Regions from separate parts of the Homo sapiens genome. Here region 1 is linked to region 2. Evidence: read pairs that join two places in POLR2A ChIA-PET (ENCODE). Cell type or tissue: MCF 10A. All regions are shown on one strand. Links, peaks and the distances in the headings refer to the core of each region. The heading gives the core; the rest is flanking DNA.

Region 1 (6,711 bases), core at 913-5,912, 140 kb before region 2:
CCTGAGATAAGGTGCACTTTGGCCAGGTTCCAAAAGGTGGTGTGCGGTCACTGATCTCTTGAACGACCTCATGATCTTTAGGAAAGGGCTTTGCTGGAAAACACTGCAGAGGCGTATTTACAGAAGCCAGCACAACAGAGCTGGAACCGACTTCACTCACATCTGTGCGGGGTGCTGTGGAGATTGTCTAAACAGAGACCTCTCACCCTGCATTTCAGCTTCCCTGTCACGTGCTTCAACTTCAGCAGCACCAACTGCTGCAGATTCCCTGAGGACCCTTCCAATGAACTCAGAATGGTTTAGTTTCCCAAGATCAGGGAGATGGGGGAGCAGAAGTTTCCTTGAACTAGAAGAACACTTAGAAATAAGCAAACACAAACCACCTAATTTTACACATGAAGAAACGGAGGCCTAGAAAAGTACAGCCACAAGTAGATTTTCTGCAATTATAAACTCTACTTTCTAATTCCTACCCAATGAGACACATGGACAGCTACAGTACTGGGAGGAGGCTGGGGAATGAGATTGAGTCCAGATTAAAGGATTTTCTATAGGATGCCAAGGAGCCCAGAGACTCCCCTGTAGACGTCTGAGTCACAGCTGGTGTGGCAGCAGAATTCTGAGATGCTCCTGCCCTGTCCCCACGTGGAGGATGCCTCACACGCAACTGTGAACGAGGCTGTGAATACGAAGGTCATCATTCCTTGACTGGGTTACGGGTTACATCATATAAGGCCCTATCTCAGCAGGTCAGACAGGCAGATTCTCCTGCTGGTCTAGAAGCAGAAAAGAGTCGTGCTGTGAGAGGAGAGGCAAGGACCTGTGCATGTGGAGCTGAGAGTGACACCAAGCAACACGGGACAGAAGGCAGGGCCCTCAGTCCCACTACCACAGGAACTGGCTTCCGCCAACTGCCTGCCCGTGCTAGCAAAGACCTCAGGTGAGGCCCCAACCTGGCTGACACCTTGACTCTGCCCGTGAGACTGAGCATAGAATCCACTGAATCCTGCCTGGCCTCCTGACAGACACAACTGTGCGCTGATAAGTGGGTGTCTCCATAAGTCGCCAAGTCGATGGGACTTTGTTGCCTATCACAGAAAGCCAATGCAGATGGTGTTTATTAGAATAAAGGATACTCAAACTTGAAGACATTTTTCAGAACATTTCCTAAATACTTCAACCATACCCAATAAATGAACACGGTTTCCCTTTAATTCAAATCAGCAAAATAATTTAAATGGTAAATTTCGCTTACAAACCTATCAAATAAAAGAGAACTTTAAAAGCTGTTGTTTTAATATTAAGGATACTCATTAGCTCTTTATCATAATAATGTTCAGTTTTAAAAGACTTAGATAATGAATAGAAACTTTATGAACCAAAAAAAGGATATTCTCTAAACGGAAGGATCTGTGCCTGGACGTGGTCTTCACAGGCCTGACGCAGTTGCTTGTAGAGCATTGGGGAGACTTTGTGAGAACAGAGATTTTCCACAGCCTGCAAACAAAAGGGCTACATCAATTCTTCAGTATGAACAACAGATTGGTTCATAAAAAAACCCTATTGTTAACATAGCTGTAATCATAAGAAAAAGGCACCCCACACCCTACCCCAGTACTTCAGGAATCTACAAATAAATTACTTATTATGGCTAAGTTTAGGGCACTTCTCGTTGGAACACTGCAGTCCAGTCATAGTTGGCATGGGGGTAGAGGTAACAACAGTTAATGTGGGCACATTGCACCTGCTGGACCTCGGGTCCCAGGCAGCTGGCCTGCACCACTCCTGAGCATCTATGGTGCCCAGTCACTTGGGACTTCTCAACAGGTTTGATCCTCACAGGCCTGTTTCCGGGTGCTCCGATTCCTCAGTCTGAGATGGGGGTCACTGGAGTGTGTTTGTGTTTAAGTTCACCTTGATGATTACAAAGTGAAATCAGGGCTAGAGAACCAAGAAAATCTTTTCCCTCAGTGACCACCTTCCCATCAGGAAGGAGAACAACAGGCTGGGCCTTCCCCTCACACTCCCCAGGGCAGTGATTCAATCCAAACTGAGCTTTTTCTGGGTGACACAGGCCAGACTGTATTGTTTCCTATTTATTTTTCTGCAGGCTAGATGTGTAATTCACTTCAGTTTGTTTAATTAATAAACTTTCTTTTTTATTCTGTGAACACCCCTAATACAAGAAGAAATCTTTTTTTTTTGAGTTGGAGTCTTGCTCTGTCACCCAGGCTGGAGTGCAAAGGCAGGATCTTGGCTCACTGCAACCTCCACCTCCCGGGTTCAAGCGATTCTCCTGCCTCAGCCTCCCGAGTAGCTGGGATTATAGGCACCTGCCACCACGCACAGGTTAATTTTTGTATTTTCAGTAGAGGAGGGGTTTCGCCATGTTGGCCAGGCCGGTCTCAAACGCCTGACCTCAGGTGATTTGTCCGCCTCGGCCTCCCACAGTGCTGGGATTACAGGCATGAGCCACCGTGCCCAGCTGACACCATTTTTTGAAGCAGAAAATTTTTTCTCACAATATTTTTACTCACCTCAAAGAAACAATGCTTGTACATTCTTACCAGTTCTAATAAAATTTCCTTTCCAATCTTAGGTACAAAAACTTAAACTCATTCAATTCCAATATGAAATATTATAAACAGAAATATGGTTTTTCTAACAAGTTTTGAACCAATGTGGGGTTCGAAAAATGTGGGGATATACAGAATAAAAACACTTTAGATAAATAATCTGAATTTAATTAGGATACAATATACCCCTAGGAAAAAAGGTAAATTAAAGTTATAAAGCTATTCATTTTACTAATACTTACACAAGTATTAATAATTCCAATACTAAATATCGGAGAGCTGCTACATATTAACCAAAGTTAAATACATACAGTGATTACTACCATATAAAATACATGCATATTTACAAAGATCAAAAGAGGATGTGGAATAATTATAATCCTGTTTTTAATTATAATCCTGTTTTCTAGCAAGCTTATTATCAGCATAATAACAAAGAAATACAAACTTTCCCCCTACATTTTGTCTTACTATAGAAACGGAATTCCTACCCACATTCTGTATTTACTTTAACTCCTTTCTCAAACTCTTCAATTCCATCCCTTTGAATTCCATATCTTCATAATTTGGTCAAAGATCTGCCATCCTTTTGTCTCCTCAAACAACCAAGAGAACTTTACGACAAAGGTTTTGCTCCAGTAGTTAAACATTAGTGAATCCCACAAACATAATTATTACAAAGTAAGTTTTTTATATAACACATGAAGAAAATGTATTTTCTTCAGCAAAAATCAACAGTAACTTAGGACCATTTTCTGGATGTTTTAATTCCTAGACCAAGAACCAATATCCTTAAAACCATCTTTTCCTGGTTGTGGCAAATGACTAAATATTTTATAACCCACTCTGCCTCCTATGTGTCCTATTTGGTGCACATTTACTATTCATATGAGTCATACTGCAATTTACTTTGTTTTTAAAATTAAGAATTTAAGAACCTCTCAAAACAAGTGGCAAGCCCTGGGTAACCCAGGTTTGCTGTAGGTGCTGAGTCAGGACTCCCGGCTTCATATTACAGGCACTCATCACTGGAAAGGCGACAGCCTTTGTTTCTCCCCGCCCTGCCAACTCCTTGCTGGCAGGAACATACTGGAAGACTTTTTTGTGCTGTTATAGAAGCAGCACAACACAGGAGTTGCCCCTCCCCCAAATGGATTTTTGACACTCAATCATACTTTGAGATTTAGAAATACCCTCTCTGGATGCATAAAGCAACTAATCAGATGGTACTGTGTGCTTCATGTTGGTGCACTCAGGCCATTAGCATTTTAAAGATTCACCCCAGAGAAAAGGAATGTAATCCAATGATCGGAGGTAGAGAAGTATCATTTGCATTCTACTCCTATTAGTATCAAGATGCTTTCCTTGTATCAACAGCCAAGTGAGGAAATTTGGTGTATATCTACAGCCAGCACTGTCTCTTCTCACATCACAGCTACTTCCTAACTAGCAGGTTCATCAAATGATTGTCTGTATTAGCTCAACAGACACGTGTGTGAATGTCAAATACACGTCTATTTATAGTGTCAAAGCATTGCCTGGAGTGAACTCACTGCTACTTAAACAAAATGCTCACTGCGGATAAGGGCAATCCCTGCTCTCAGATGTGGAAGACAGAACAAGGAAGGCCATGGAGCTGTGGGACATGACCTCCATAGTCACACAGAGACCTCCACAGCCACATGGGACGTGACCTCCATAGTCACACAAAGACCTCCACAGCCACACAGATGAGACCTCCATAGTCACACAGCGACCTCCACAGCCACATGGGACGTGACCTCCATAGTCACACAAAGACCTCCACAGCCACGTGGACGAGACCTCCATAGTCACACACGACCTCCACAGCCACATGGGACCATGGGACGTGACCACCATAGTCACCCAAAGACCTCCACAGCCACACAGACGAGACCTCCATAGTCACACAGAGACCGCCACAGCCACATGGACGAGACCTCCATAGTCACACACGCGACCTCCACAGCCACACGGACGAGACCTCCATAGTCACACAGCGACCTCCACAGCCACATGGGACGCGACCTCCATAGTCACACAGCGACCTCCACAGCCACACAGACGAGACCTCCATAGTCACACAGCGACCTCTACAGCCACACGGGACGCGACCTCCATAGCCACACAGCGACCTCCACAGCCACATGGGACGCGACCTCCATAGTCACACAGAGACCTTCAGAGCCACATGGATGAAACCTCCATAGTCACACAGAGATCTCCACAGCCACACGGGACGTGACCTCCACAGTCACGCAGAGACCTCCACGGCCACATGGGACGTGACCTCCATAGTCACAAAGAGACCTCCACAGCCACATGGACGAGACCTCCATAGTCACACAACAACCTCCATAGTCACATAGCGACCTCCATAGGCACACAGTAACCTCCATGGTCACACAGCGACCTCCACAGCCACATGGGACGTGACCTCCATAGTCACACAGCGACCTCCACGGCCACATGCGACGTGACCTCCATGGTCACAGAGACCTCCACAGCCACATGGATGAGACCTCCATAGTCACACAGCGACCTCCATAGTCACATAGCGACCTCCATAGTCACACAGCAACCTCCACAGTCACACAGCGACCTCCACAGCCACACGGGATGTGACCTCCATACTCCCACACAGACCTCCATAGCCACACGGACGAGAGAGACCTCCATAGTCACACAGCGACCTCCACAGCCACACGGAACGCGACTTCCATGGTCACACAGTGACCTCCACAGCCACACGGGACGCGACCTCCACAGTCACACAGCAACCTCCACAGTCACATAGACAAGACGTCCACAGCCACAAAGGACGAGACCTCCATAGTCACACAGCAACCTCCACAGCCACACAGACAAGATGTCCACAGCCACATGGGACGTGACCTCCACAGTCACACAGCGACCTCCACAGCCACACGGGACGAGACCTCCATAGTCACATAGCTACCTCCAGAGTCATATAGCGACCTTCACAGCCACACAGGATGAGACCTGTGTGGCTGTGGAGGTCCCATTCCTACGCTGGGCCTGCAGCTTGGGTGTGAGGGAAGGATGCCACCTAATACAAAGGACTAACCTCTCTCTTTCACTGACCATTATCACCTGGTATCAACATGTCATGAAGACAACTACTCCGTGACTCAAGAAAGACAGCCTGGCTTTCCTCAGAACTTGCATGTCAGCCGGGTGCAATGGCTCACGCCTGGAATCCCAGCACTTCGGGAGGCCAAGGCAGGAGGACTGTTTGAGTCCAGGAGTTCCCAAGGAGCCTGGACAACATAGGGAGGCCACACCTCTCTCTCTCTTTTTTTTTAAAGGGCCTGAGAGGTTTGTTTTTGTGCAACAAAAAACAAAAAAACCAGTTCTAAATCAAAACACAGCCTTTCTCTGAAACCTTTCTAGAAATGCAGTCTTCAGTTTTCTGTTGTCTCATTTAGCAACAAGCAGGACTAAAACATAGAGACACAAGACACAGAAGATGCACTTTCTTCAGGAGTTAGTTATTACAGACCGAAATTCAGGTCGTTCAATGGAAAAGATCCATGCCTTCACAACATTCTCCTCTACACACTACAGGAGGAAAATGATAAAAACAAAGTAACAAACAGAAACAACAGGCCAGCTGAGGCCCAAAAAGTGTAAGTGACAGGACTCCTAAGGTGTTTAGACGTAGAGGGAGAGTGAGCAAAACCAAAAACCAAACACGAAACCAAACCTTTCAAACTTGGGTGAGAATTGGTCCTTTCACATAAGATTCTTTGGCAAAGTATACACCACCCCACCTATACAAAAACTGAGACTTTATTTTGAAACACCAAGTCAAATGTATTGCCTGCTTGATCAGACATCAGTAATTTCACATTTGCTTTTCTTAGATTTCTATCCCATTTGCTTCCAATAGATCTGAGGCAGCTCATGCTTCAGACTCTGTGAGAGGCCAGAAGCCCACCTGTGCGTGGAGAGATGATCACAAGTAAGTGAATCAACTGATTCCACATATCCCCTGGTGGGGCAGCACCTCCAGAGATGCCCCTGGAATTTGCGATGTCTCATTCCAAGGAGGAACCAGTGACTGTCATTTTGGGGTAAGCACTCCTAGTTC
Region 2 (6,711 bases), core at 1,122-6,121:
GGTTGAGGATGGATTCGTATTCCTTGTAAATCGCGTTGAGCTCCTGGATCTTATTTTCCGCACCGGTCTCCAAAAACTTCTCGATTTCCTGGAGGGCAGCCTCCGCGCCGTCCTGGGACTGGCACTTGTCCACAGGTTGTGAGGCCAGCAGGTAAATCCCTTCATCACACCACTTCATGGACTGGAAACACAGAGCATTGCCGAGGGCAGGACGCCGTGAGAGGGTGAGAGCGTCACCCTGTCCAGGCACACACTGCCGGGGTGTCCTCCCGACAGATCCCGGGCCACCGACTCCTCGTGCTCCCGCCACCCTGTCCAAAGCACCCCAAGGGGACACAGTGCTGGACAAGGCCAATCCCAAGGGGACACAGTGCTGGACAAGGCCAATCCCAAGGGGACACAGTGCTGGACAACACCAGTGAATTACCCAGGGCGGGGCCTGGAGAGGCAGGGTAAGTGCAGTAGGATCAACCAGGCCTTAAGCTTCTGGATCTTTTAAAGAAATCATTATTGGCTGGGCAGGGTGGCTCACGCCTGTAATCCCAGCACTCTGAGAGGTGAAGGTGAGAGGATCACCTGAGCCCAGGAGTTCGAGACCAGCCTGGGCAACATAGTGAGACCCCATCTCTATCACACACACACAAAATACAAGAATTAGCTGGGTACGGTGGCATGCACCTACAGTCCCAGCTACTTGGGGGCTGAGGTGGGAGGATCCCTTGAGCCCAGGAACCAGAGGTTGCAGTGAGAAAAAAAAAAAAAAAGAAATAAAACTGTGGCAAATGAATTCTAGAAAAAGACCCTCTAGGCCAACAAGACCAGAAACGAAGGGTGCAAGGACATTTTCCAGCCAAAGAGCTGCCCTCCCCACGACAAGGGTCAGCCGGTGGTGGATGTGGGAGGAAGAGGCTGGTTCCGCAGCTGGGGGGGAGTGGGGTGGGGTCCGGCTCGGCCTACCGTCTCCAGGCGGCGGTGCAGCTCCAGGGACTTGCTGAGCAGCCCCCTCCTCCTTGCGATCTCCGCAGAGAACTGGTCACAGAGGTGCCGGAGCTCCTGGCACTTTGGGCGGATGGAGTCTACCGCGTAGTGCTTGTTCCCAATGAGCTGCTCGCCGTCCAGAGACAGGGCCCGGGCCCTCTCCACGGCCACCTGTGGACGGCCACCCAGAGGACCAGCTCAGGCCTCTTTCTGTTCGAGGCACACAGTGCCTTGCTGTACGGGATGTGTGTCCCGGGGCACACGTGTGTCTTGATTTCTTTGTTTACTGCTGCGGATGCCTGAGATGCTGCTTAATCCCCGAAGCTGTTCTGTGGCAAGTGCTTCTGGGGGCTGTGGTGGTCCCAGCAAAGGCATTGACCGTCTGCAGGGACCTGACCCAGAGGAGGCCGGGCAGGGCCATGTGCTGTGGGTGGGGTGTGGGAGGGGAGGGGTACAGGCAGCAGCACCCCCCACCCCATGGACATCCCCGGGGGGCTGTGGGGTCCGTTCTCCGTAGGCGGGAGGCCCATTCCTGCGCCTTCCTGAGCAGCACTTGATGATGCTGCCCACACTCTCCCGCCGCCCCCGCCGGGACCCCGCCTTACGCCTGATTTCTCCTCGAAGCTGGCCAGGTCCCTCAGCAGGTGCTCCACATGCGCCAGGCTGTTGCCGATGTCTGTGAAGGTTGCTATCTTCTGGGACGCTGCGTCCAAGATGGCTTTGACCTGGAACAGAGGAGGGCCCATCTCAGGGGGGTGTCTCCCTCACCTGAACAGAGAGAACCCACTCCAGTGCTCCAGATCAGGGAAATGACAGAATTCAAAGTCGGGCCAAGTGGTCATCAATCAAGCAGGGACCACAGTCAGACAGGTGCAAAGTCGGCCCCGAGTGGTCACCAATCAAGCGGGGACCGTGGGGCCTCTGGGTCGACGCTACCCACCAGTGACCTCACTGGCAGAACAATTGTTTCTCTGTGGCTTGTGTGTGCCTCCGTTTATCAACCACACGCCTGAAAACAGCATGAGGAGAAGATGAGATCACGCAAGGACAAAGGCCCTGGGAGCCGAAAGCCAGCAGCAATATGGACACTGGAATTGTCAGCATTCCTACTGGATCCTAGGTGTGGAGAGTTATGTAACTCAGTCCCTTCTAGCTTGCTACTAACTTCTAATGTCTACGATTTCTGCTGTTGGCAGGAAGACAATGGGTGTCATAGAAATGATTTTTATTTTAATTTTTAATTTTTTTTTTTTGAGACGGAGTTTTGTTCTTGTTGCCCAGGCTGGAGTGCAGTGGCGTGATCTTGGCTCACTGTAACCTCTGCCTCTCTGGTTCAAGTGATTTTCCTGCCTCAGCCTCCCAAGTAGCTGGGATTACAGGCACCAGCCATCACGCCCAGCTAATTTTTGCATTTTTAGTAGAGATGGGGTTTCACCATGTTGGCCAGGTTGGTCTTGAACTCCTGACCACAGGTGATCCACCCGTCTTGGCCTCCCACAGTGCTGGGATTACAGGTGTGAGCCACCATGCCTGGCCTGATTTTTAAAACATATGACCACTTATTCCTTTAAATACAAAAGCTTTTAATTTTTGTTATTGGAAATGATCCTGAGAATGGGTGTGTACGCAGACATCCCAGTGCCAAGGGGGTTGTAGTTCAGATGGCCTGGGGTTGAAGGCCAGGAAGGCAGGATTCTTGTCCATCCTTGAACCCCCTGCATCTGGCACAGCTGATGAGTGAGACTTCTCTCCATGTTACGCACAGCCACTGAGTTATGGATAATGCACCACCTCTCAGAAACTAGCTCGGATATAGAAGAACTCAATACCATCAACCAACAGGATCTAACTGATATGTATAAAACTTCACCTAACAATAGCAGAATACACATTCTTTTCAAGTGAGGAACATATACCAAGAAAGACCATATTCTTGGGCTGCAAAACAAATCTCAACACATTTATAAGAACAGAAATCATACAGAGTATGTTCTCTGATTACAATGAATCAAACTTGAAATCAAGAATGGAAAGACAACGGGAAAATCTCTGAACACTGGAAGCCAAACAACATACATTTAAAGAATGGATGGGTCAAAGAGGAAGTTCCAAGGGAAATTGGAAAAAAAAAAAAAAAAAGCTGGAGTAAATGAAAAAGAAAATACAATACATCAAAATTTGTGGAACACAGCTAAATCAGTGATGAGAGGGAAATTTATAGTGTTCTTATTAAATATGTATGTTAGAAAAGAGGAACAGTCTCAAATAAAGAATGTAAGTTCCCACCAAAGCAATTTGTAGAAATAATAAAGGTAGGATCAGAAATCAATGAAACTGAGAACAGAAAACAACAGAGAAAACTAATGAAACAAAGAACGAGTTCTTTGGAAAGATGAGGAGTGATACATCTCAATCTAGATTGACAAAGAAAAAAGGAAAAGATGCAAATTACAAATATCAGAAATGAAACAGGGAATATCACTACAGACCCTGCAGACGTCAAAAAGATAAGAAAGAATACTATAAACAACCCTACACATTGCCTTGAAAAGCACACTACTATATCTCATTGTGAAACAGATAGTTTCAATAGTTGCGTAACTATTAAGGACACTGAATTCATAATTTTAAAAGTCTCCCAAAGAAATCTCTAGGCCCAGATAGTTTTATTGAGCATCTACAAGAATCCTACAACTAACATTACACCTGACAGTGAAAAACTAAACACTTTCCTCCTAAGGTTGGGGACAAAGCAGAGATGTCCAGTCTCGCCACTCTTATCATATGGTGGAAGCTCTAGTTGGGGCAGTACGCAGTGGGGCAGGGTGTTGTGGGTGGGGGGTAGAATAAAAGGCATATCTTCAAAAAGGAAGAAACCAAACTGTCCTTATTTGCACATGACATGATGGTCTATATGGAAAATGTCAAGGACTTCACAAAAAACCATCTCAAATACGTGTGCTCAGCAAGGTCGCAGGAGACAAGATAAATATACAAAAATCAATTGTGTTTCTATGTGCAGCAATGAATACATAAATGCCAAAATTAAAAATATAATACTGTGATGACTTCTTAAAGTGGAATATTAAAGGTAAGTCAAACAAAATACGTACTGAACTTGTGTGCTGAGAACTACTCGACACTGATGAAAGAAATCAAATGTTGGGAATACCATGTTTGTTGACTAGAAGAGTCAACACAGTAAAGACATTTCTTCTCCTTAAAATATAGGTTTAACACAACTCCTATGAAAACCCCAGGAAATTTGTTTTCATATATGTAGACAAGATAATTTTAAAATTGCCATGAAAAGGCAAAAGAACTAGAAGCTAACACAATTTTGAAAAAGAAAACAAAGAGGGAAGAATGAGTGTACTTGATTTCAAGACATTATATAGTTGCAGCAATTAAGACCTTGTGGTACAGACAGAGGAAGAGGTATGTAGATAAACATAATTGAATAGAGAGTCTCCAGAACAGACCCACACAAATGTGCCCAGAGCTTTGACAACGGTGGAGAAGAAATCCAGTGGAAGAAAGGGCCTTTTCAACAAACAGTGCTACAGCAATTGGACATCCAGAGGTAAAACAAATCATGATCTAATTCTCATACCTTATACAAAAATTAGCTCAAATTAGGTCATAGACTTCAATGTAAAACTATGAAATTTGAGGGGAAAAAGGCTTAGGGGAATATACTTGGAATCTAGGACCAAAAGTATAAACCTTAAAAGGAGAAATTGACAAATTGGAGTTCGTCAAAATTAAATGCTTTGGCTACGTGAAAAACCCTGTTAAAGAGGATGAAAAGACAAGTTACAGACCAGGAGAAAATATTCGCAAACCACATATGTGGCAAAGAACTAGTATCTGCAGTATATAAGGAATTCTCAAAATGTAACAAAACCGTAAAACAAAAGCACAAAACCAAACAATCCAGTTAGAAAATGGGCAACAGAAATAAGACATTTTACCAAAGAGGATATGCGAATGGCAAATAAGCACGTGGAAAGGTGTTTAGCACCATCAACACTGGGGAAACGCAACAGAAAACCACCGTGAGATGGCACACACATCAGGATGTGAGCATAATATGAAGAATCACTACCCCACCACGTGCTGGGGAAAGGGGAAGCAACTAGTCTCTCATACACTGAGAACCGTTTGGCATTTTCTTAAACGAAACATGCAACTACTATATAACCCTGCAATTACATTCTGGGCACTTAAGCCCAAGAAATGAAAACTTACATTTACACCAACATCAGTATATCAATGTTTGTAACAGCTTTATCTGTAATACTCAAATCCGGAAACAACCCAGATACCCTTCAACAGGTGAATGATTGAAAGAACTGTGGTCCGTCCACACCGGGGAACACAATGAGTGAGCCACCGGCACCTGGGGGTCTGCAGAGAGCTGTGCTGAGCAAACAAACAAATCCCGAGAGTGACATTCTGTGGGATTCATTAATGTCACATTCTTGAAATGGCAAAAGCACAGCCACGGAAACAGATGAGTGGTTGCCGGGGGCTGAGGAGGGACATGGGTGAGTCCACGAAGGGCCGCAGGAGGGAGACGTCTGGGTCTGGCTGCACTGGCCGTGTCGCTGTGCACCTCATGACTGTGACGCCGTCCTACAGTCTGGCACACAGCAGGCACATCCTACATGCATGTTGAATAAAAGGGCATGCAAATGACTATGAAGGGAGAGCAAAGGCTTCCTGCTACTTTACGAATAATGCAGTGTAAGTGCATCCCAGTGAGCTGATTTTCAATCACCTTTCTATACAATGACGCAGTCATCAATCGTGCATTTCAAGGCTCAGCCTGACTTAATCTCACAGGCTCCACCTGGCAAGCGGAGACTTTTCTGCATTAAGCCAAAGTCAACTGGGTGGCACGGCTCAGCTCCCGGCACTGGGACCAGGGCGCAGGCACAGGAGGCCCCGTGAGCATCAGGGCGGCTGCCGGCTCCACCCAGGGCCACTCACCTCCCGGAAGCCCTGCTCAAAGTGCCGGAGCTGCAGACACTGCTCCAGTTTCTGCTGATGCTTTGCCCAGAACTCATCGAAGGCAGCCTCGGTTTCGTTCAGCTGGGCCAGGAGCCTGGGAAAGAGGAGGAGTTGACCGTCTGTGTGGCCCACGGCGCCCCATGCAACGTGGAGCGCGGTGGGTGTTCAAGCGACCCCAAGGCTCATCTCCACCCCGGGCCTTCCTGAGATCCTGGCCTCCGCTCACTCCCTGCACCTAAACCTGGGATCTGCGGGCGCGGGCACTCAGGGCCGTCAGCATGGGAGGGAGGCCCTGGAGAAAGCATCAGGGGCTGTGTCCTTTCCTTCCTGCTTCTCTCCCTCTAGGTCACTGCGACTAGGCTGAGCCGCCGAGTTTGTTCATTTTTATTTTTTAAAAGTTTAAAAACTTTTTTTAAAATTTATTTTTTGAGATAGGGTCTGGTTCCATCACCTGGGCTGGGTGCAGTGGTGCAGTCTCGGCTCACTGCAACCTCTGCCTCCGCGTAGCTGGGACTCCAGCTGTGCACCACCCAGGTGCAATCTCGGCTCACTGCGACCTCTGCCTCCACGTAGCTGGGACTCCAGCTGTGCACCACCCAGGTGCAATCTCGGCTCACTGCGACCTCTGCCTCCGCGTAGCTGGGACTCCAGCTGTGCACCACCCAGGTGCAATCTCGGCTCACTGCGACCTCTGCCTCCGAGTAGCTGGGACTCCAG

What was found. ChIA-PET counts read pairs that join two places held together with the same protein. Peaks named below come from ENCODE experiments on the same cell type or tissue, not always from the same donor. Only the 100,000 strongest peaks of a DNase experiment are listed, where the experiment ranks them.
Region 1: POLR2A ChIA-PET joins it to region 2 with 6 read pairs; 3 of 35 experiments call an interaction of 5 or more read pairs at or near these places.

Annotation. Positions count from the first base shown.
Region 1 is chr13:113,213,731-113,220,441 of GRCh38, reverse strand. CUL4A (cullin 4A) reads right to left here. Exons shown (of 20, transcript NM_001008895.4): 3 at 1,394-1,497. Among named protein-coding and RNA genes, the nearest start is that of CUL4A, 7.5 kb to the right of the region's middle. RefSeq lists an enhancer at 1-33. In MCF 10A, for the core only: no CTCF peak of the experiment used is centred there; a DNase peak (open chromatin) is centred at 3,601.
Region 2 is chr13:113,069,436-113,076,146 of GRCh38, reverse strand. MCF2L (MCF.2 cell line derived transforming sequence like) reads right to left here. Exons shown (of 30, transcript NM_001112732.3): 9 at 5,974-6,088; 10 at 1,584-1,703; 11 at 958-1,149; 12 at 1-181. Among named protein-coding and RNA genes, the nearest start is that of F7, 33 kb to the left of the region's middle. In MCF 10A, for the core only: no CTCF peak of the experiment used is centred there; no DNase peak of the experiment used is centred there.